3 separate regions of the Homo sapiens genome follow, and all the other regions are linked to region 3. A link is a loop called in an ENCODE intact Hi-C map of the cell type or tissue named here. Cell type or tissue: Caco-2. All regions are shown on one strand.

Region 1 (8,000 bases), 160 kb before region 3:
TTTCTTCACAACATGTCAGCTAAATGATGATCCACTGTTTTATTCAAACAAAATACTGTATTGCAAAAGGAAAAATAAACTGCAGATAACACATTTCTGACCTCAACGAAGACATTTCAGGATATCCCTGGAGAAAATCTGCACCCCACCCCAAACCAAGCAATTTAACTTCTGAAAAATCGAGTTAAACACCAGCTTCACTTGTCTTCCTTAGCTTAGGTGCTTAGTTTTGGGGTGAATTCACTCATACAGCAAAGACTTACTGAGCATCTACTATGTGCCAGGCACCATGCTCAGTCGTAGGGCACAGGAGTGAACAAGGCAATACCTTGGGGTTTGTGGTGTAAAATGAATTAAAAACAGTGAAGAAGGATTGCTCTGCGCCATCCTCTGCTTTACCCTCTACTCTAAGAGGTAAATAGAGAAAATGGGGTCCATTATGAGGCCCCTCTGAAATTCAGTAAGCCTTCTCTGAGACAGATGAGTGCTCACCGTGGGTAGGAAAGAAGATTAAGAAAGAGTAGGAATAGTGTTAGGTCTGGGAGTAAATGGATCAAGGGACCCCAACATTTGCTGGGGCTCCCTTTATATAACTCTGCTCCTTTCTTCCTGTCTGCTTTTCTTCTTTCTCTTGCTCTAAGCCTAGAATCTTCAGCTGCTCTGGTCCACCTGGTAGAAAACAGCTGAACAAGCTTCTGACCTTTGCATCAGACAGTCCAGGTACTCAGCCTATATTCCAAGTCTCAAAAGCCAGAATGCCCAGAAAGGGAATCACTGGCCAGGCTTGGATTAGCCTCCCATCCCCTGGACGATAAATTTACTGTGCTCATCATGTGTGGTACACTAGGAATAACAGGTCTAGCATTGGCCAGGTACCTGCCAACAGAACTAATGAAGGGTTACATTGTAATATGGCAGTTCCTGGTACCACTTCGTAGATAGCAAGTGCATCATTGTTTATATGTGCTCAAAACATGTTGGGAGAACAAACACATTCAATATATTACTAGATGTTAAACATCTATGTTGATGGGATCGACTTTGTTGCAAAGCTTGGCTGCTGCATGTTATTCAGGTTCAGAAGACTTTAAGCAATTTGACATCCATGACTCCTTCACTTCTGGGGTATCGGGCAAAAGCAGGGGACAGCACGTAAGAATACAAGAGACTCAAAAAGCTAGGGCAGAGAGTTAAGACAGAGCCCACAGAGTTGAGTTGTAATTGGCTGAGTGAATAGGGTTGCTGGGGTACATGGCAAGGTGAGGACTGAAATGTGCATCTGGAAGCAGGGGCAGCTGTGGGACACTGGTGACCAAAATACAAGTTTCCTGCCCTCAGGAAGCCTCCATTTTACTGGGAGATGCAGAGCATATGTAAGCAAACAAAAGGAATTATTACAAATTGAGATCAGTGCCATGAAGTAAATTTTAAAAAACAATGAAACAGCTGCAGAGAGAGAAAACTTCCACTTTACATAGGATGTTTGGGGAAGGTGATATTGAAGCTGTACCCTGAAGGATTCAGAAAAGTCAGCCATGGAAATGGCCAAGGAAACGTGCTCCAGGAAGAGGGAACAGCCGTGACATGGGAATAATCACATAATGGGAAGACGAGGTGTGGCGCTGTCCAGAAGTGGGCAGCAGGAGCATGTGCTCATTTGATTAAAAAAATTGTTTGCCACACTTACAGATATAGGAGAAAGTAATTCAAATCAGTGACTTTTTAAAGAAAAGCAATTTTATTTCCCTGAGTATATGATTGACAGTAAACATAAAGTCCTTCTATGTAAAAAATGGCTTTGTTCTAGTTCAGGTATACAGAGATAACCTGAAAGAAAATACAATTTCAAAACAGCAACATCGCAATCAGGATGAACGGCCTGGTTTTTGAAGGAAAAGAACAGACTCTCTCATCAGAGAGGCTCAGGGGAAAAGAATTATATCAGTCCAGTCTAGAAACAAAACTTTATATGCCAAAAATATGCTTCAATGTAGAGAGAGAAAGTGTACTTAGTTTGAAAAAAAAGCAAGATGAAGTCTCCTTAGAAACACCAGATGCACAGACCAGAATCAATTATCTGAGAAAAAGCAATAAGGTGGCTTTACTTTGCCTGAAATCAGAAGCTTGCAGCTACTACTTTTCATTTTCATACAAAGTGGGAGGGTTGAAATACAACCAGGACTACTGATGTTTATGTGCTTAAACAAAACAAAACAAAACAAAAACTAGTACAAGTCACCATCTATTCTGGCCAACTTGCCACTGCTAGTAGCATGTAGGATTTGAATAGAACCTCGACCTACCAAAAGGTCATATCACTGACCAAAAAAAGAGTATTTTCAGGCAAAATAAGTTCAGGACCAGGGTCCTACAGAGCATGGATTGGTGACAATGAGTTTTTAAAAGGTGGGGTTATATTTATATAATTCTCTTATAGGCACATTGCTATGTGCCTTAGCATTGCTAAGCCTTAGCAATGATAATTCATAGCTAAATTATTGACCTTAGATGTTAATGCTGAATCCTAAATTCAGACATTGTACTTATTTGACATAAATCAGAAAAAAACTGGTAAAAGTCAGGAAAAAAAATCTAACTAGAAGTATACAAGAAAAATGTAAAAAGTTTCTGAGTTCTGGGGAGATAGTCAGAAAACAAAAAATTTCAGTTAGACAGAGACAATTACATCAAGACATCTATGGTACACTATGCTGGCTATAGTTAATAACAATATATTATACTGTATATTTTCAAATTGCTAAGAGAGGAGATTTTAAGTGTTTTTTACCACAAAAAAATTAGTATGTGAGAGTATGCATATGTTAAGTGGCTTGATTTGACTGTTCTGCAAGGTGTACATGTATTAAGACATCATGTTGTGTACCATAAGTGTATACAATTTTTCCTTGTCAATTAAAAAAATTTAAAAATAACACAAAACAAGGGACAAAAAAGTGCTTTAAAAGGAAGGGAAGCAGTAGTGAACCGTTTCATATTGGGAACAAATACTTGTTTGGGAAGAGTATATTTTTCTGTCTGATTCCTTGGCTGGGTCAGCTGATCCATACTGCAGTAATATTTTCTGGGTTTAGAAATAATTTCACTTTGTTGGTCTCACTTTATTGTTCAACTTTTTATAACTTGAAGCCTGTCTTGGTGAAAATGGAGACCTCAGACATAATGTTATTTACAGTCTTTCTCCTCTTCTGTCAGCTTAATAAGAGTATTACAGTGACCACTCTTTCTTCTTCTAGTGCATGCCTTGTAGATGAGTGAGAGGTAAGAGGAAGTGCCAATAAATCAGCCAAAGTCAGTACCTCTGGGTCAGTGGTTCATAACCTTGACTGAATATTAAAATCACCTGGGGAGATTTTAAAAATCCCCGTATCGGGGCCGCACTCCCAGCCTGGCAAATTAGCATCTCTGGGGAGGAGGCCAGGAACCAAAATCAACATGTCAGGGTGTGGACCAAGGCACGTGTTCCTTAAAACGTCTGGTCTTTCTCAAGCAGCTGGTGAGAACCACTGATCTAACTGCTTTTCTCACTTCACCATGTGCAGCAACCACCTGAGAGTTTTATTAAAATGCAGATTCCCATGCAGCAGACCTGTGTGGGTGCTGAGGGTCTGCAATTCTAACAAGTCTCACGTGACGCTGTTGCTTCTGCTGCTTTCCACATTTTGGGTACAGAGACTCTGGATCAGGGGTTCTCAAAATATAATCCCTGGATCTGCAGCATCAGGGTCCACAGAAATCTTGTTGGAAATGCAAATTCTTGGGCCTCATCCCAGATCTAGTAAATCAGTAACTCTGGGGGTGGAACCCAACAGTCTGTTTTAACCAAACCTTAAGGGGATGCTGATGTACATTGAAGTTTGAGAACAACTATTGGATTGGATAATATTTTTGAGTTTACTTGAGTGTTAGGCTTTTGAGGGGCAAGAAAGGGAGATACCATAGTTTATCCAGAGCAATGGAGAAGGCTTACTTGTGGAAATGAGATCAGGCTTCACAGGAACCCAGGAAAGGTTGCACAACCAGGAAACACGTGATGACCTACTGTGGCACAGCGAGGCATCCCAGGAATGTGGTGTGGTCTGGAAGCACGGAGTGTCATTCTGCACCTGGAGTGACTGCCCAGGCTGCCCACTGCCTGGCCAGTGCACTGTGTCTTTCTCTAGTGCCTTCTCTTAGCATGACTCTACAATGCTCACCATCTCTGCACACTGCAGGGTGGCTTAGTTGGAGTCCTAGAATGAGGCGGCTTGAATCAGACTTCTGGTTTCTTATTTGCTTAGCCTCAGTTTTCTTGTCTTGAAAAATGGGAATACTAATGGTACCTATCTCAGACTTGTTGTGGGATTAAATGAGATAGTGGGTGTGATGTGTTTAGAGCATTGCCTGGGACCCAATAACTGCTAAACTATAACGCTTCCATTCTTGTCTACAAAAAGCTTTTTTAATACAGTTTTTAAAGAAGTTTCTGAGTTTTAAGTAAACATGTAAAATTGTTATAAATAAATAGCTAAAAAAGTATTGGTCCTAGATAGAAATGCTTAGAAGTTATTTGGACAGATTGTTGTAATGTAGGCTACATTGAGGAAATGGTTTCAGTTTGGAATGGCTCAAACTAAACTTGACTCTGGAAAATCTCAGGAAAATATATAATGTAAACTATTAGATGCAATCTGTATTGATTTTTACTGCTTTGTATGTTTTAAAATATGTGCATATAACTCTTCATTACTTGATAGAAAATGTTGTTACATATGAGTATTTCTAACACAAGTTATGAGCTCTCTGTCCATACAGAGTTCATAAAATAGGAAAGGATACAGACAATTAATAAGTCAACAAATAATTAAGGAGTCAATTGCTGATTGTGATAATTTTTCTGAAGAAAATGAATAAGAAGGAGAGATTGATTTATACATATAATGAATATATAATTTATTATTTATTAATTATATTGACTCATAATTGATTATATTGATTTATATGCATAATTATATAATCTGTATATATTGATTTATTTATATATGTGTGTGTGTGTGTGTGTGTGTGTGTGTGTGTGTGTGTGTGTGTGTGTGTATAGAGAGAGAGAGAGAGAAAGAGGCACTGATTGACTGTGGGGGTGATCAAAGAAGGTGACATATGAGCCAAGCCCTGACAGGTGAGAGGACAGAAGGGATCCCAGGCTCCTGAAACTGAGCACATCCAGTCAGCAAAGGGCTTGGTTTAGCAGAGGAAGAGAGGCAGCTCCAGAAGCATGGTGAGTGAATGGAGAATGAGGCTGAGGAGGCAGGCAGTGGCTACAGCTCACACAGCTGTGGGCTCTGGGGAGAAGGTTTTGTTAAAGGAAATGAAATATGATTGAAAAATTTTAAACATGGGAGTGATATAATCCAATTTGTATTTTTAAAAAACGGGTGGATTCAAGAGGATCTTTGAATTCTTATCTAAAGCTGAGATGGTGACTCTGTCGTTAGAGGGTCTCAAAGCTGTCTTACGGCACATACGAAACAGTTATACACCATGACTTTTGGTATGAGTTCCATATAGCAGTAAGATTCTAACTAGACAAATAGTGCCACTTATAAACTTAAACAGTAGCTGGGGGAAAAAATAAACAACAAGCCATTCTTGTGATTTATCCTAACCAGCCCTCATCACTGCTGCATCATACGCATAGCTCCCTGCTCTCCTCTGGTCCTCTGGGTCCTCTGCACGCTTTCACCTGCCCAGCCTCCACTCCCCTCCTTCTAGCACTTCTATCTGGTCAGCAATTCTATCCCTGACAACTGACTGTGCTGCTTCTCCTGCCTGCAACTCATTAGTTTGTCCCATAATGGAGGGCCTGTCTCTTTTCTGTCACAAAGGACTCCTCCTTTTGTCCCAATGGCTTGGCCTGGACTCAGGACCATTTTCTCCCTTACAATTCATTTGACTGCACTCTCCTTGAGAAAAAGGATTATATCTGGCTCACTATTACATGCCTGTATTCACCATGGTGCTCAGCACATCCAATTGTTAAGTCTTCAAGAAATACTGCTGGATGAGTGATTCCTCTGCCCATGGAGGCAGCTTGTATGGACACGAGATACCCCTGGACAATGACCTCTCTCTATGCACTCAATCCTATCCTTCTCCTGCCAGCTTCTACATTAGGAACCAGAATGGCTCTGTGCCAATTAGCTTCTCCCAACTAATTTAACCAAAGTTGGATCTAAGCCTTCATTTTTTTTTTAAACCTTACTCAGTCAAGGCACAAGCTTGGGCACAATTGAATTTTCCTGAATTGTGGCTGAGTTTTAATTGTGGCAACTCAGAAAAAGCAAGTTTTCAGATGTTCTGCGTCATTTCCAGGATAATAATAACAGCTCACGTTCATTGTGCATTACTGTTTGCCAGGCACCATGCTGAGTGCTTTGCAAGCATTGTCTCCTTTAATCTTCACTGCAACCCTCTGTGAAAAATATGACTATCCTCATTTTACAGATAAGGAAACTGAGGCTTAGAGAGGCAAAGAAATTTGCCCAGGGTTACAAAGCTAACAAACAGGAGATCTGAGATTTTTCAAGATCCTTCTGAATGAAAAACTTGTACCTGTAACAACTACGAAAAAAAAAACTAAAATAAAATTTGTGATAACATATCAACATACTGCAAATTAGCACTAGGAAATGGATAAATTAATGGATAGTGATATTGAAAAAGTAGATGGTATTATGGAACTCTATTGCATAATTGGATAGATTTTAATTTCTCTGTCATACAGCTTCTCTTTACTTCCAAAAAAATCTGTTTTCATAATCCTTTACCAGTATATCAGAGCATATTTCAGATTTTTTGGATTCTAAAGTATTTTATTTTAATACGAAAAACCCAAGAAAACCAGGGAGGCTTAGAAAATAGTCCATATCTTAGATTTGAAAAGCCTCAAATAAAAGACACGAAGAAAACCTAAGAATTCTCATATATAACTGAAATATATGTGTGATCAAAGCCATTTAGATTTTAAAACCAGCATTACTTATAGAAAGTCTCAGGAACCAAACCAGCTCATCTTTCAAAGTTTCTTTGAGTGACAGTTCTAAAGTGTCCAAAAGACAGATTTTCCATTTTTTTAAACTTAACATCAAAGCACATATTCATATATTTATTTATTTAAAAAGAGATTGCCTTTAAAAATGCCTAATGCTCCTGATGTTATTTGAAACACACACACACACACACATATATATATATATAAAAAATAAATGTCTGCCTACCTAGAAAACTGCAGAATTTCAACTCACAGCACTAACCTAGTATAAGGCAGAACTTCAGATGGAAGTCTTCTTAAAGAATATTACAGTTTTTCGTCAGAGAAATAGTTATCTACAGGACTCTTGACTTTTACATTTATGCTTTTTGTCATGAGTAGTTTATGAAATATTACATAATTCATTTAAAATATATCAAGAATCAGGGAAAGCACTTCTATCAAAATTACAAATAAAATTTAAGAGAATAAATGGTAAGTGTTTTACCAGTCTTAACCAAGGAAAATAATTTTCCAACACTTGGGAAAATTATGAACTCAAGTTAAGATTTAATCTTGTAGAAGAAGTTACACATCTGTATGTCATTTAATTTACCAATTTCAGTGATTTTAAAACATCTGTACTGATACTACTGCATTTATAATTATATGCCTACATAATCCAGTGTTTTGGTTAGGAGACTCTTTCAGGGATTCCGACAATTAGGAAAACCTAGGTATGGGTTACACTTCAAAAACCTGTAGCTTTATAGCTACAGGTTAAGTCATTTAAACTTTCTGAGTCTCCCTTGCTTCATCTGTGCTATAGAGAAATAATAATATTCACCTTTTTCCTTCATGGAAGTGATACATTGAGCAGAGGCGTGGACCTCGTAGCAGTACAACCTGGGTTCAAATCCAGGCTTTCCCCTCTGCAACAAGGCCATGCAAAGCCTTGGATACGCCCCTTATCCCT
Region 2 (8,000 bases), 480 kb before region 3:
TCAACCAATATTGATTAAATGACTACTCTGTATCAGGACCTGGCATGTAATAGGAGCTGAATAATTGTTTGCTTAATTGAACTAAACTAACTTTTATGGATCCTCACCTAGTTAAGTTGTCATTCTATTGAGAACTTCTACTTGGTAGACTTTATTTGGTAGGACCGTTAGTTTAATGGGGACTGGGTGAAGGAGTGGAAGCATAATGATAACTGTTTCATAGGAGGGGGAGTTAATGACTTGTACCTGCAAGGACCAGATCATGGGCTTACAATGGGAGTTCAGCCTGCCTTCCGCTGTGTGCCCCAGCTTTGAAGTAGACAACACAAAAGTCTTGGGGAACTTATTTATAGACATTTTCCAAAAGCAGAGGGAAGGATGGAATGGGTGGGTTGCATGAGTCACTTAGGTATTCCTGCCTAAATCAGAACCCTGTACTTCATAAGATTAACCGTATTCATGCCTCTTTTTTTGTATGATTTGTGTATTTTCTTCATACTTTTAAGTTACATTTTTCCTTAGGTGTTGACATTTTTCAAAATTTCAGTCTGTCTTTCTTATGCGAGTGAAGGAAAACAAAGCCATCTTTAGGTGATTCGTTTCTATTTTGGGTTGGAATTTTATGTGGAGAGTAACATACTACCCAGACTAGGTATTGTGGTGTCAGGGTCCTAAAGAAGGAATATGCACTAGGGAAAGTGTAGGGAAAAGTCAGGCTCAGCTGCACAGAATCCTTTTCTACGAGGGAAGTTCTTTTCCAGAGGTCTTTTCTCGGGCATTGGAGATGTTGTGTAGCGTGGTGATGGGAGTCAGGGTGCTGGATTGGAGTAATCCTGATCCTGATTATATGTACTCATGCAAATGATTCATTCTTTTAGGCGTCCATTTTCTCATCTATAAGAGAGATAATTATACCTGATTCACCTTCTAACATGCTAAATGATTTGCCTAATTACTGTGTTATTTTTTATCCCCCCTAGAATGTTAGCTTCTACAGATAAAACTGGGGCAGAGTTTTATTTGCATTGATCCCTGTGTATCCCATGTGCTGGGGACATGGTTACCTTGGAGGTAATTTCAAGGCAAAGGAAGTAGAGGAAGTGGGAGGAATAATTGGGGTGGTAAAAGGACAATATGTTCCTGAAAGTCAATGTAGAAAGGGGTTTCATGAAGAAGATGGCAACAGGGCTGGATACTGAGGAGAGACAGAAGGGAAAATCCAAGGATAGGTCTTTGGATTTTGTAATTAGGAGGATACTGGTGCCTTAGAGAAGCCAAAAGCCATTGAAAAACCCAATAGTCAGTGATAAGAAGGCTAAAGAGATGGAAGGATGTGGTGACAGTGAGTTACAGCAACCCTTTCCAGAAGCTCAACAAAGAAGAGGAGCGGGATGGGACTTAATCTTGATGACAAAAAAGGTTCAAGGGAAGAGTTGTATTTTTATAATTTATTTATTTTTATTTTATTTTATTTTATTTTATTTTTTTGAGATGGAGTCTCGCTCTGTCACCCAGGCTGGAGTGCAATGGTGCAATCTTGGCTCACTGCAACCTCCAGATCCTGGGTTCAAGTGATTCTCCTGCCTCAGCCTCCTGAGTAGCTGGGATTACAGGCACACGCCACCACACCAGCCAATTTTTTTTTTTTTTTCAGTAGAGACAGGGTTTCACCATGTTGGTCAGGCTGGTCTCAAACTCCTGACCTCGTAATCCTCCTGCCTTGGCCTCCCAAAGTGCTGGGATTATAGGCGTGAGCTACCATGCCTGGCCAAGAGTTGTATTTTTAAACCAAGGAAGGAAGGTGCCCAGGGGCAGGGAGAGGCGGAATATGTGAGGAGAGGCAATTATTATTAAGTACCCGAGGAGGGAAAGAGTGAGATAAAACCCTGAGGGAAAAGGTTAGTCTCAGAGGACACTTCTGGTTGAATGTGATTAAAAGGGGGAAAACCATGAGAAGCAGGGAGATTGGAAATTTAAGAGAGAATAATTAAAGGGTTCAAATTGAAGTCATCTAGCGTCTCAGTGAAGTAAGAACCAGATAATATGGCTGTAGTTTGGTGAGGACTTGCAAAGGGTAGAAAAGTTTTCAAAGAGCTATACAGAGAATCTCAATAGGGATCAGTATACATAATTGATGAGATGGCTCAGTGGACAGAGACAAGTGGAATTAGATGGCATGGACATGCTGCAGATCCCATCTACTCAGTTATGTGAACTTCCCCCTCAGTAATGCTCTGTATTCAAAATGGGGCTCAAAAGCAAAATGGCTGACTCGAAGAATGTGAGATTAAAAATTAGAAGGGAAAGTATGAAGGTGGGTAAACGGGTCCTGGAAAACCACGATCTTATTGAAAGTATGACTGAGAAAATGGACAAAAGTAGTAGAGGATTCAGCGATAATGTAAAGATCAAGGAATTGAAAGCCCTGAAGACAAAGACTAGATTCAGCAGCAGTGAGAGGGATGGAAGAGGCATAAAGTTAGGTGTGTTTATCTGATTAAATCATTCTTTTTGTTTTCAGAAAAGAAATGTGGAAGTAATGAAGTTGGAATTTATGGATTATTCCAATGAAAGCAGTCCTTTGTCCTTTTTGGCACACAAGTATGCGTTACTGTTTCTGGGTGATAATAACTTCTAGTTAGACTAGAAAGAGCTGAAGAAAGCATTTTTCTACATCAATGTGTAACAATGAGAAGAGGGAGGTGGGGAGTAGGGGTGGGGGATAACGTCAGTCCTCATCTCAATCATTATGATCATGGAAATTAATTGTTGGGAAGGGAATCTCGAGTTGAATTTCCCCTGAAGTTCTTTTCCAGACATATGCTAAGTTATAGCAGGGTTTATTCTAAGTAGCTTTTATTTCCTCTTTCTTCATCTGTAGCAGAAATTAAAAGAAGTGTCTTTAATAGAAAGCAAGATGCCATCTTATTAGTCATGGTGCCCTAAATCTATTAGCTTTGAGTAGGCAAAGTGGCAGTGATTCTGATATGCCTGACATTGTCCAGTCACATTTCTAACAGCATTTAAGGAGGTGGTCAAAGTCATGTATCTCTTTTGACCTTGGTAAAAATTAATAGTGTAATGCCTAGTCTGCCTGTATCTAAAACCCATCTACAAAAAAGTGATAAAGCAGCCCATGTTCTCAAGGAAGAGGATACAGGTTCTGTCCAGCAGCCATTAGGTGGTGCTGCCTAACCAACATTCCCTTCCCTGTTAGGTCACCTACATGAGTCCTGTTGCCTTTATTGTGGATACAATGGAGAATATTATGTGATTCACTTACAAAAGGTGGAAGTGGCTGAAATTTCTCTATCACCTCTGTGAAACCTATCAGATTCTCTTTTTTTCTGGAGAGTAGTCAATAGCTGCTCTAAGGAGGCAGCAGACACGAAAATGGCTGCTCAGACTGAAAAGCAAGCATTGATATTTGAGTAGCACTTTCCACTTTACAAAGAATTTTCACATGTCAGAGTTCCTGGAATATTGGAGGTAAGCACTCATGACATTTTTTGAATGAATAAGTGGAGTACTGTAGGTAGAGAAAATTAATTCTATATTGACTTCTGATAATGTAGAAATTACATCAAAGTTAGTTTATGAAAAAAGGTATATGTTTCTGAGACAACATGCATGGCTATTGATAAATGTGACACATAATAACACTTACTCTACTCATACTTATTCTATTGCAGGGCTATTATGGAAGTTACCTTATTAGCAGAAAATTGAAAAACAATAACAATAAGAAATTTTTATTAAGAGCATATTCTCAGGCTCTCCTTATTTCCAAATGGTGTCTTCATTGAAGAATTTATTCTCCATTACATAGCTATATATATGACTTTTCTTTTTCTATTTTCAAAAATGTGTTTTTTAATTGACAAAAATTATATATGTTTATTATGTACAACCTAAGTTTTGAAATATGTATACATTGTGGAGTAGCTAAATTGAGCTAATTAACATACACATTACCTCACATTGTTATTTTTTTGTGGTAAGAACACTTAGAATTGACTTTCTTAGTGATTTTCAAGAGTATAATACATTGTTATTAACTATAATTACCATGTTGTTCAATAGGTCTCTTGAACTTACTTCCTCCTGTCTAACTGAAATTTTGTATCCTTTGACCAACATGTCCTCAGCCCTGACCCCTACCCCAAACCCCTGGTAACCACCATTCTACTCTCTGTTTTATTAGTTTGACTCTTTTAGATTGTACGTATCAGTGAGATCATATGGTATTTGTCTTCTGTTCCTTGCTTATTGCACTTAACATGATGCCCAGGTTCATCCAAGCTATACCAAATGACAGCATTTTATTCTTTTGTAAGACTGAATAGTATTTTATTATGTATATACTACATTTTCTTTATCCATTCATCTGTTGATGAACACTTAGGTTGATTCTATATCTTGGTTCTTGGGAATAATGCTGCAATGAACATCAGAGTGCCAGTATCTTTTCAACATACTGATTCCATTTCCTTTAGGTATATACCCAGTAGTGGGATTGTTGGATCATATTGTAGTTCTATTTTTAATGTTTTGAGTAACCTCCATAGTGTTTTCCATAATGGCTTACTAATTTACATTCCTACCAACAATGCACAAGGACTCTGTTTTCTCCACATCCTCTTCAACACTTGTTATCCTTTATCTTTTTGGTGATAGCCATTCTAACAGGTGTGAGGCGGTATCTCATTGTGGTTTTAATTTGCATTTCCCTGATAATTAATGTTGAGACTTTTTCATATAGTTTTGGCCATTTGTATGTATTTTTTTGATAAATGTCTACATTTTTATACCTTTTTTTTGAAAGTTTTTCTTTTTATCTTGAAGGGATGTTGAACTTTGTCAGCTGCTTTTTCTGCATTTATTGAGATGATTATATGTTTTTGGTTTTTCATTCTGTTAATGAGGTATGTCACATTTATTGATTTGTGTATGTTCAATCATCCTTGCATCCCAGAGATAAGTCCCACTTGATCATTGTGAATAATCCTTTTAATGTGCTGTTGAATTTGGTTTGCTGGTATTTTGTTGAGGATTTTGCATCAATGTTCATCAGGGATATTGGCCTGTAATTTTCTTTTCTTGTAGTGTACTTGTCTGGCTTTTGTATCAGGGTAATAGTGGTCTCATAAAATGAGTTTGGAGGTGCTCCGTCCTCTTCAATCTTTTGAAAGAGTTTAAGGATTGGTATTAGTTCTTTAAATGTTTGGTAGAGTTCAACACTGAAGCCATCAGGTCCTGGGCTTTTCTTTGTTGGGAAACGTTTTATTAAGGAGACTGAGTCAGTTTCCTTACTTTTTATTGGTCTGTTCAGATTTTCTACTTCTTCATGATTCAGTCTTGATAGGTTTTATGTGTCTAGGAATTTATTTATTTCTTGTAGGCTATCTGATTTGTTGGCATATAATTGTGCATGGTAGTCTTTTACAATTTTTTGTATTTCAGTGGTATCAGTTGTAATGTCTTTTTTTCATTTCTGATTTTACTTAAGTCTTTCTTTCTTAGTCTAGTTAAATGTTTTCTGAGTTTATCCTTTCAAAAACCAACTCAGGGTTGTTGATATTTTCTACTTTTTTCAATTCTCTCTCTCTCTCTTTTTTTTAACCTAATAATTTTTTTTTATTATACTTTAAGTTTTAGAGTACATGTACACAACGTGCAAGTTTGTTACATATGTATACATGCGCTATGTTGGTGTGCTGCACCCATTAACTTGTCATTTACATTAGGTATACCTCCTAATGCTATCCCTCCCCCCTCCCCCAACCCCACAACAGGCCCCGGGGTGTGATGTTCCCCTTCCTGTGTCCATGTGTTCTCATTGTTCAGTTCCCACCTATGAGTGAGAACATGCGGTGTTTGGTTTTTTGCCTTGTGATAGTTTGCTGAGAATGATGGTTTCCAGCTTCATCCATGTCCCTACAAAGGACATGAACTCATCCTTTTTAATGGCTACATAGTATTCCATGGTGTATATGTGCCACATTTTCTTAATCCAGTCTATCATTGTTGGACATTTGGGTTGGTTCCAAGTCTTTGCTATTGTGAATAGTGCCGCAATAAACATATGTGTGCATGTGTCTTTATAGCAGCATGATTTATAATCCTTTGGGTATATACCCAGTAATGGGATGGCTGGGTCAAATGGTATTTCTAGTTCTAGATCCCTGAGGAATCGCCACACTGACTTCCACAATGGTTGAACTAGTTTACAGTCCCACCAACAGTGTAAAAGTGTTCCTATTTCTCCACATCCTCTCCAGCACTTGTTGTTTCCTGACTTTTTAATGATCGCCATTCTAACTGGTGTGAGATGCTATCTCATTGTGGTTTTGATTTGCATTTCTCTGATGGCCAGTGATGATGAGCATTTTTTCATGTGTCTTTTGGCTGCATAAATGTCTTCTTTTGAGAAGTGTCTGTTCATATCCTTCGCCGACTTTTTGATGGGGTTGTTTGTTTTTTTCTTGTAAATTTGTTTGAGTTCTTTGTAGATTCTGGATATTAGCCCTTTGTCAGATGAGTAGATTACAAAAATTTTCTCCCATTCTGTAGGTTGCCTGTTCACTCTGATGGTAGTTTCTTTTGCTGTGCAGAAGTTCTCTAGTTTAATTAGATCCCATTTGTCAATTTTGGCTTTTGTTGCCATTGCTTTTGGTGTTTTAGACATGAAGTCCTTGCCCATGCCTATGTCCTGAATGGTATCGCCTAGGTTTTCTTCTAGGGTTTTTATGGTTTTAGGTCTAACATTTAAGTCTTTAACCCATCTTGAGTTAATTTTTGTATAAGGTGTAAGGAAGGGATCCAGTTTCAGCTTTCTACATATGGTTAGCCAGTTTTCCCAGTAGATGGAATCTCACTCTGTCAGCCAGGCTGGAGTGCAGTAGTGCAATCTCAGCTCATTGCAACCTCCACCTGCCAGGTTCAAGTGATTCTCCTGCCTCAGTCTCCTGAGTAGCTGGGATTATAGGCACATGCCACCATGCCCAGCTAAGTTTTATATTTTTAGTAGAGACTAGGTTTCACCATTTCAGCCAGGCTTGTCTCGAACTCCCAACCTTAGGTGATCCACCTGCCTGCCTGTATTCTCTCTTTCATTTATTTTTGCTATGGTCTTTATTATTTTCCTCCTTCTACTAACTTTTGGCTTAGTTTGTTCTTCTTTTTCTAGTTCCTTGAGGCATAACATGAGGCTATTTATTTTAGATCATTTTTCTTTTTGATGTATGTGTTTATTGCTATAACCTTCCCTCTTAGAATGGCTTTTGCTGCATCCCATAAGTTTTTCTATGTTGTGTGTTCATTTTAATTTGTCTCAAGATATTTTTAAATTTCATCCTTGGCCCATTTATTGTTAAGGAGCATGTTGTTTGATGTCCATCTTTTTGTGAATTTTTCAAGGCTCTTCCTGTTATTGATTTCTAGTTTCATAACATTGTGGATATAATTTCAGTCTTCTTCAATTCATTAAGACTTGTTTTATGGTTTAATATGATCTATTCTGGAGAACATTTCATGTGTTCTTGAGAAGAATGTGTATTCTATTGCTACTGGGTGAAATGTTCTGTATATATTTGTTAGGTCTATTTAGTCTAGTCTAAAGGTTATTGTATTCTAGTCTATAGTCTATGAAGCTTATGTAAAACACTTTATAACAGGCTGTTTTAAGCTGATAACAACTTAACTTTGATTGCATATACAATTCTATACTTTTATCCCACCCCACCCCCAATTTTATGTTTTTGATATCATAATTTACATATTTTTGTATTGTGTATCCTTAAATTGTAGCTGTTACTATTTTTTTGTTATGTTATTATTTTAAATAATTTTTTTCTTTTAACTGTCATAGTCATGATATGTTATCTGCATACCACCATTACTGTATTAGAGCATTCTGAATTCAACCATGTACTTTTACCAGTGAATTTTATACTTTTATGTGTTTTAATCAGCATTACTTTTTTTCCAGCTTGAAGAAT
Region 3 (8,000 bases):
AACTCATTTGTCATCCTTGGCCTAAAATGTCCTCTATTTGCACAGCAATTACAATCTGTAACTTCAGTTGGACAAATCTATTCCATGTGTTGCTATAAAGTAATATCAAGTGATATCACAGTATTTCAACAAGTTCATTTTTCAATGAATAAAAATAATTGAAACTGATGCTTTTTTCTTTTTCTAAAATAATTTTCCTTTTATTGTCAGTAATTCAGGCTCCCACTCAGAAAATCCTTTGTGAGTCAAATTTGATAATACTTCTTTTTTAGTTTCTCTACCTAAAGAGAATAATATTGTCTAGTGATTAAGCACATAAACTCTTGTCATAGTGTCTGAATTCAAGCCCTAACTCTCCCACTTACTCTGTGACCTTAGAAAGTTACAGAACTTTTCTGTCACCTCAGTTTTCCTTTAGTAAATAAGTATGTAAGAGTTGTGAAAAATAAATGTATGAGAAAAATTAATAATACATTATTATTAATAATAATATGGGAGACTCACAACTGTTGTGGGCTTAGTAGAATTTACCTAGTTGTTATTTGTAGCAGAATTTATAACTATTGTTTTGTATTTCCTTTTCTCAAAGTGATCTTTTCTGGCAGTAGAAACTTCAGAAATTTCTTTTTGGTTTTAGATACAAGTTTTTAAGCACTTTGGGAGTTGTTTATCACTGTTTAAATATGTGTGCAGCTCTGTCTATGAAAAGATGAATATTACTTGGTTTTGAAACCTAGACTATCTCTGGATGGTTTTACTTTTATTCATCCCTCTGTTCTTTATCCATCCACTCATCCAATAGATATTTAATGAGTGCCTTCCACAGGCTTTGCACTGGTGAAATAAAGATAAACAAGACACATTATCTGCTTTTGATGATCTCTATGGTGGGACCAGTGAGAGACAGAGAGGTAAACGGGCAATTACAATACAGGCATAACTCACAGATACTGCAAGTTCAGTTCCAGACCAGTGCAATAAAGCAAGTATCTCAATGAAAGAAGCTGCACAAATTTTTCATTTCCCAGAGCATATAAAAGTAATGTTTACATTATACTGTAGTCTATTAAGTGTGCAGTAGCATCATGTCTAAAAACAATATACATATTCTTTAATTAAAAAATGCTTTCTTGCTAAAAATTGCTAACGATCATCTGAGCCTTCAGTAAGTAGTAGTCTTTGCTGGTGGAGGGCCTTGTCTTGATGTTGAAGCCTGCTGACTGATCAAGATGGCGGCTGCTGACGTTTGGGGTGGTGGTGGCAATTCCTTAAAATAAGACAACAATAAAGTTTGCCGCATCAACTGACTCTTCCTTTTACAAAAAAATGTCCATGTAGCCTGCAATGCTGTTTGATAGTATTTACCTACAGTGGAGCTTCTTTCAAAATTGAAGTCACCCTCTGAAATCCTGCTGATGCTTTATCAACTAAGTTTATGTAATAGTCTACACTCTTTGTTGTCATTTCAGCAACGTCATTTCAGCATTTTCAGCATCTTTACGAGAAGTAGATTCTAGCTCAAGAAACCACTTTCTTTGCTCACCCATAAAAACTAATTCTTTATCCTTTCAAGTTTATCATGAATTTGCAGCAATTCAGTCACATTTTTAGGCTCTACTTTGAAATATAATTCTCTTGCTATTTCTACCACATCTGCAGTTGCTTCCTCCACTGAAGTCTCAAACTTCTCAGTCATCCATGAGGGCTGGAATCAACTTCTTCAAAACTCATGTTCATGTTGGTACTTTTACCTCCTCCCATGAATCATGAATGCTTTTAATGGTATACAGAAAGGTAAATATTTTCCAAAAGATTTTAAATTTACTTTGCCCAGAGAAATCACTGTCTATGGCAGCTGTCACTTTACAAATTTTATTTTTTAATCAGTAAGACTCAAACGTTGAAATAACTCCTTGATCCATCAGCTGTAGAATGGATGTCATGTTAGCAGGCATGAAAACTACATTAATCTCCTTGCACATGTCCATCAGAGCTCGCAGGTGACTAGGTGCATTGTTAATGAGCAGTAATATTTTGAAAGGAATCTTTTTTTCTGAGCAGTAGGTCTCGACCATGGCTTAAAATATTCAGTAAACCATGCTTTAAGCAGATGTGCTGCCATTCAGGCTTTGTTGTTCCATTTATAGAGTACAGGCAGAGTATATTTATCATAATTTTTAATAGCCTGAATGTTTTAAGGATTTTTGGAATGATAAATGAGCACTGGCTTCAACTTAAAGTCATCAGATGCACTAGTCCTTAACAAGAGAGTCAGCCTGTCCTCTGAAGCTTTGAAACCAGGCATGACTTCTCCTCTTTATCCATGAAAGTCCTATCTGGCATCTTCTTCCAATAGAAGACTGTTTTGTCTACATTGAAAATCTGTTGTATAGCGGGCCACCTTCCTCGATTATCTTAGTCAGATCTTCTGGATAAGTTGCTGAAACTTGTACACCAGCACTTGCTGCTTCATTCTGCACTTCTATGTTCTAGAGACAGCTTCTTTCCTTAAACTTCATGAACCAACCTCTGCTAATTTCCTCACCTCTCTCAGCTTTCATAGACTTGAAGAGAGTTTGAGCCTTGCTCTGGATTAGGCTTTGGCTTAAGGCTTAGGCTTTGTGGCTGGTTTAATCTTAGGCTTTGTGGCTGATTTGATCTTCTCTCCAGACCACTCAAACTTTCTCCCTATCAACAATAAGGCTGCTTTACTTTCTTATCATCCAAGTAGTCACTTTTAAGTTCCTTCAAATCTTTTACTGTCAACTTAAAGCTGGGCTAACTCTTTCATGTAAGAGGCCTATCTCAGCTTTCAACATGCTAAGCTTAATCATAGAAATGCTTTTGACTGGAAGTGAGAAATGTGTGACTCTTCCTTTCACTTGAACACTTAGAGGCCATCGTTGTGTTATTAAGTAACCTCGTTTCAATATTGTTGTGGCTCAGAGAATAGGGAGGCCTAAGGAGAGGGAGAAAGATGGAAAAAAGGCAAGTCGTTGGAGGTATCAGAACACACACAACATGTATTGATTAAGTTCACTGTCTTATATGGGGACTGTTCATGGTGCCACAAAACAATTACAGTAGTAACATCAAAGATTACTGATCACAGATAACCATAACAGATATAATAATAAAAGTTTAAAATACTGCTAGAATTATCAAAATGTGTCACAGAGACACTAATTGAGCACATGCTATTGGAAAAGTGGCACCAACAGACTTCCTCCATTCAGGGTTGTCAAAAACCTTTAATGTGTAAAAAGTTTAACATCTGTGAAACACAATAAATCAAAATGCAATAAAATAAGGTATGCCTGTACTGAGTATTAAGCATTATGATGTGAAAATGCTTGGGCCTGTAATCTCAGCACTTTGGGAGGTCAAGGCAGGTGGATCACAAGGTCAGGAGTTCAAGACCAGCCTGGCCAATATGGTGAAACCCCGTTTCTACTAAAAATACAAAAAATTAGCCAGGCATGGTGGTGGGCTCCTGTAATCCCAGCTACTCAGGAGGCGGAGGCAGGAGAATCGCTTGAACCCAGGAGGCGGAGGTTGCAGTGAGCCGAGATTGAGCCATTGCGCTCCAACCCTCCAACCAGGGCGACAGTGTGAGACTCCGTCTCAAAAAAAAAAAAAGGAGCGCAAAGGGTGAGTTTCAATGCCTTGGGCATCACAGAAGGCATTCAGCTTTTCTAGTATTGACCAATTTATTTAAAAGACATTGTATTCTAGTTGACCTCAGCCAAAGAGTTACTTCAGATAAATGCATTCATGCCTTATAGAAAACACTCAGGGCAAACCTGGCTTCTTTGAAAGCTGGAAGACAGAAGCTTATTTTTCAATCTCATGGCTATTTTATTTTGGGGAGCCGCAGAATGCACTGATTACGGCTATTTTGCTGCATCTTAGTCCCATTTGGAAAAGGGTGTTGGTCTATTTTATATAGCTGAGCCGAATAAATCCTAGTACTTACCCCTGTAATTTATTGCATGTGAAGCTAGCCTGTGCCCTGGATCACAAAAGAAATGCACCAGGGAAAGTTTCCGTCTCACTTTTATTTAGGAAATAAATCACTCTTTCAGCACAAAACACATAAAAAGCTGACAAATTTAGTCTAAGCATTAATAATTATTTTTAAGTCCCATAAATCCTAGGTTACTTTATAGTATGGCCATAGGAATCCTCTTTTTAAAAAAAGATATTTTATTTTTGTCCAGTAAAATGGGTCGTTAGTTATATAGAGTCTTTATAGTTTTGAATTTAAAAAGCTGTGTGTTTTTATAGTGCTAGTTTGCTTGCTAATTCAAAATATTAAGATCATTCTGCTCTGACTTTTTTTTAATTCAATGTGTCCGGAAACAAGAAACCATATTATCACTGGGAATTTATAGGATACTTAAATCCAATTTAAAAGAAAGAAAGAAAGAAAGAAAATGAATGAAAACACTGCAAAACTACTGAAAACTATTGCTCCTGGAACATTCAGCTTTGATATTAAATTTAGTACCAATGTAGACATTGCCACAAGCACAAGCGTACACCAACTGAGTGGGTTAATCATGACAAGGCTTGCCAACTTCAATCCCAATTGTTGGTTTTATTTTTCAATCTCTAAAGAAATGTTCTTGGACCACTTAAATAATGAGGAACTAAGCAACACACTCATTTCTTATGCTGTGAACCAGAAACCGAAAGGTCAAATGTGCTTTGGGAATGCAATCATTAAAACACATAAGCGTGGCGGCATGGATAGGAGGAGCCATTTTGTATGGAATAGTTGAAATTTCTTCATTATTTTTGAAGACCACCAATAAAGCCTTCTAATGAAACCTTTTCAAAATGCTCCATGACTGTAACTCAGTCTTGATGAAACAAACAGTGAAAGCAGAAGGTGAAGTGCTCCATCTAGAGTACAAAGGAACTAAGTTTAAAAACACTGGGAGAGTTCCTCTAGGAACTGGCTCTCTCAAAATTACCCCTCATATGAGAAACAGATAGTATGAGATGAAACATTATTCTCATTGCTTGCAAAAATAAATTGCTTCTCAACTTGTTCTGTTTCTCACATTTATCAACCTAAACATAACATTGAGATAATTTAGGCGATCCCTTAGATTGATTAAATAAATTGATAGGTCACCTGAAAATACCAAAGTAGTCAATGTGGCATCAGATTTTTAATTATGGCTTAACACAATATATCCAAAATATTCTTTATCTTCCATTATTTATGTAGCATTGATTGGATTTCAAATATTGAATATAGTAGCATCCCCTATATTTGTCCTCTGGAAGGTTATGCTCATAGTAAAGTGTTTCCATTTTGTTAATATTATGTCACTATTCCATTATGTTGATATTTTTCTTTCTTTTCCAGGCAATAATAGGGGAATCATCATTTATCCCAAAGCTAATAATGAAGTGGAGCTTCAGAGTCATTTACTTTCAATGGAGTGTCATTGTAGTGACCATGGACATTTATGAAGTCTTGCTAAATAAAAGTTGAGTTGAGGACCCTTTTATGGGATGTATTTAGGTGATTCACAGACTCTCATAGTAACAGCCCTACCCTCAGATATGTAGCAGAAGATACCCCGCAGCAGAAGTATTTGGGTAACAGAGGATGTGGTGGTCAATTTTCAGTGTCAGCTTTACTGGATTAAGGATTACCTGGAGAACTGGTAAAGAATTATTTCTGGGTATATCTGTGAGGGCATTTCCAGAGGGGATTGAAGTGTGAGTCAGTGGACTGAGTGGGGAAGATATGCCCTAAATGTAGGAAGGCACTATTCAATCAGCTAGGGGCCTTGATAGAATAAAAAGGTGATTTTTCTCTCTTTTTTTGGAGCTGGGGTATACTTTTCTCTTATTCTTGGACATCAGAACTGCAGGCTCTCTGGCTTTTGGACTCCAGGACTTACACAAGTGACCCCTGGGCTCTCTTGCCTTGAACTGAATTTACACCATTGGCTTCACAGTTCCTGAGGGCTTTGGACTTGGACTGAGCCATGCTACCAGCTTCCCTGGGTCTCTAGCTTGCAGATGGCCTGTCCTGACACTTCGCAGCCTCCATAATCACATAAGCCAATTCTCCTAATAAATTCTCTCTCATCTCTCTCTGTATATATCCTGTTGGTTCTGTCTCTCTGGAGAACCCTGATGAATACAGAGGAGAAACAAGGTTTAAAATGAGCTGAAGCAAAAGCAGATTACCCATGAAAAAATCTTCCAACTCTTACAGTATATCTATATCTATATCTGATTTGAAAAAAAAGTGTATATATGATATTTATTAGAATTTGTTCCAAATTTGATGACAATCACAAAAGTTTACATCAAAAGTACCAAAAACAAATTTGAATCTGGAAGAAACATTTCCAAATGATCAATAATTTAAAAAAATTCATTACTCATGTTAGAGGAAAAACAATCTATTAACAAATCAATGTTGTATAAAAAGGTGATCAAAGAGCATGTAGCCAAAAAATGTGAGAAATAAAAACATGAAAGAAGTATAGTAGGTCATTAATTTATAAAATGTTGTATTGTTGTTTTTGTGGAATGTTTATTTGTTGACTTTTAGAAATTTATACTTTCTTGTGCATTTTTCTTATTCTAAGTAACATTAGCTTCCTAATTTTGTATTCTTTTTCTTAAGGAGACACCCAAGCCATCTGCCCTATCAGTAATTCCTATAACGTCTGGAAACAGTTTACAATGAGTGGAATATTCATGCTTCTAGTTTATTTTCCTCTTTTTAAATTGGAGCTAATTTTTAGTGATTTCTTTCTTTATTGTATTATTTCAGAAAATGAGGCCTCAGATTCTCCAGAAATCAATTTAGCTGTTTGTTAATAGATACACTAAGAAGAAAAGCCATGAAAGCAAAAGTCTTCTAAACTTGTTTACCCCAGATTTCCTCCCCCACTAAGTAAAGAACTAGATTCCTTTTCTCTAAGTCTGGTCCAGGATTTTAGGAAGACTACTTCTGGTAGGACTATAACTGATAACTAGAGATTCTGATTGAAAACAGCTTAATACTGAAAACAAAAAGATTCTTAAATGTTTAATTTTTTTAGTCTTGCATCATTTATTATAATTTGGGAAGTAGCTATAGCATTATCCCGACTTCTGAAATTTGACTGGTAGTCTCTTTTGTAAGAGGTTGCAATTTTTTTTTATTTTAATTGAGACAACGGTCTCGCTTTGTTGCCCAGGCTGGTCTTGAACTCCTGGACTCAAGGGATCCCCCTACTTCAGCCTCTCAAAGTGTTGGGATTATAGACATAAGCCACCACGCCCAGCCTAGAAATTGTTAAGAATATATGATGCGATATTCAGCAATCAGGAACGGAAGTAACAAATGGAATTACTTTGTAGGAATACACTGGGTTGGGAAATATTTAATTTTTTTTAAGAAAACCTCTAAAATATTTTTTCACAAACCAAAACCTTCTATGAGCTCTATTTCCTCTTTGTGCAATAGCTGGGAGCTGTGTTCAACCTGGAATTCTAGAAGGGCATAGTAAGTGCTATATTTCATCAACATAAATAATTAACTGGAGAAGGACATGAAATATTCATAGCTGAAAATTATTGAAGTAGACTGCAGAGGGGGAGGAAATATCTAAAAACTGAAGAAAAATGAATCATTTAGTTAATATTCAACTTATGGCATTTTATTTATTTATTTATAATTAATTAATGCCTACTCCTTTTGGGCCAATGACAAGTGTTGGGTGTACTAGGCTAAAGCACAATTGGACCATATTAGATTTATGATTTGAAACTATAAGGGATTTGATGTTTTGTGTGTATTCTGGCAGAAGGTATGCATCAGGAGTAGGAGAAGAGGGAGTCTCTGTTTTGCTTTTTCACTTTAAGCCCATTCCAATAATAAGGCAACTGCTATTTTGGGAGTACTAGCAATTGTTCAATTTAGTGTCACAGACTGCAAATGATTTATGCTATTGGAGGTTTTCACTTTTGTGGGAAGG

The links. Hi-C counts contacts between places; a loop is a spot of excess contacts. Peaks named below come from ENCODE experiments on the same cell type or tissue, not always from the same donor. Only the 100,000 strongest peaks of a DNase experiment are listed, where the experiment ranks them.
Region 1: a loop joins it to region 3, with 3.0 times the contacts of the local background. A loop is called at or near these places in 2 of 110 quality-filtered maps.
Region 2: it touches region 3 in a loop (25-fold over the local background); 11 of 110 quality-filtered maps call a loop at or near these places.

What each region holds. Positions count from the first base shown.
Region 1 is chr18:27,132,265-27,140,264 of GRCh38, forward strand. The region is part of intron 2 of CHST9 (carbohydrate sulfotransferase 9); the gene reads right to left. Among named protein-coding and RNA genes, the nearest start is that of CHST9, 49 kb to the right of the region's middle. In Caco-2, no CTCF peak of the experiment used is centred here; a DNase peak (open chromatin) is centred at 4,067.
Region 2 is chr18:26,810,053-26,818,052 of GRCh38, forward strand. No RefSeq gene overlaps it. Among named protein-coding and RNA genes, the nearest start is that of AQP4-AS1, 51 kb to the right of the region's middle. In Caco-2, no CTCF peak of the experiment used is centred here; a DNase peak (open chromatin) is centred at 3,189.
Region 3 is chr18:27,293,709-27,301,708 of GRCh38, forward strand. No RefSeq gene overlaps it. Among named protein-coding and RNA genes, the nearest start is that of LINC01908, 74 kb to the left of the region's middle. In Caco-2, a CTCF peak has its summit at 4,875; no DNase peak of the experiment used is centred here.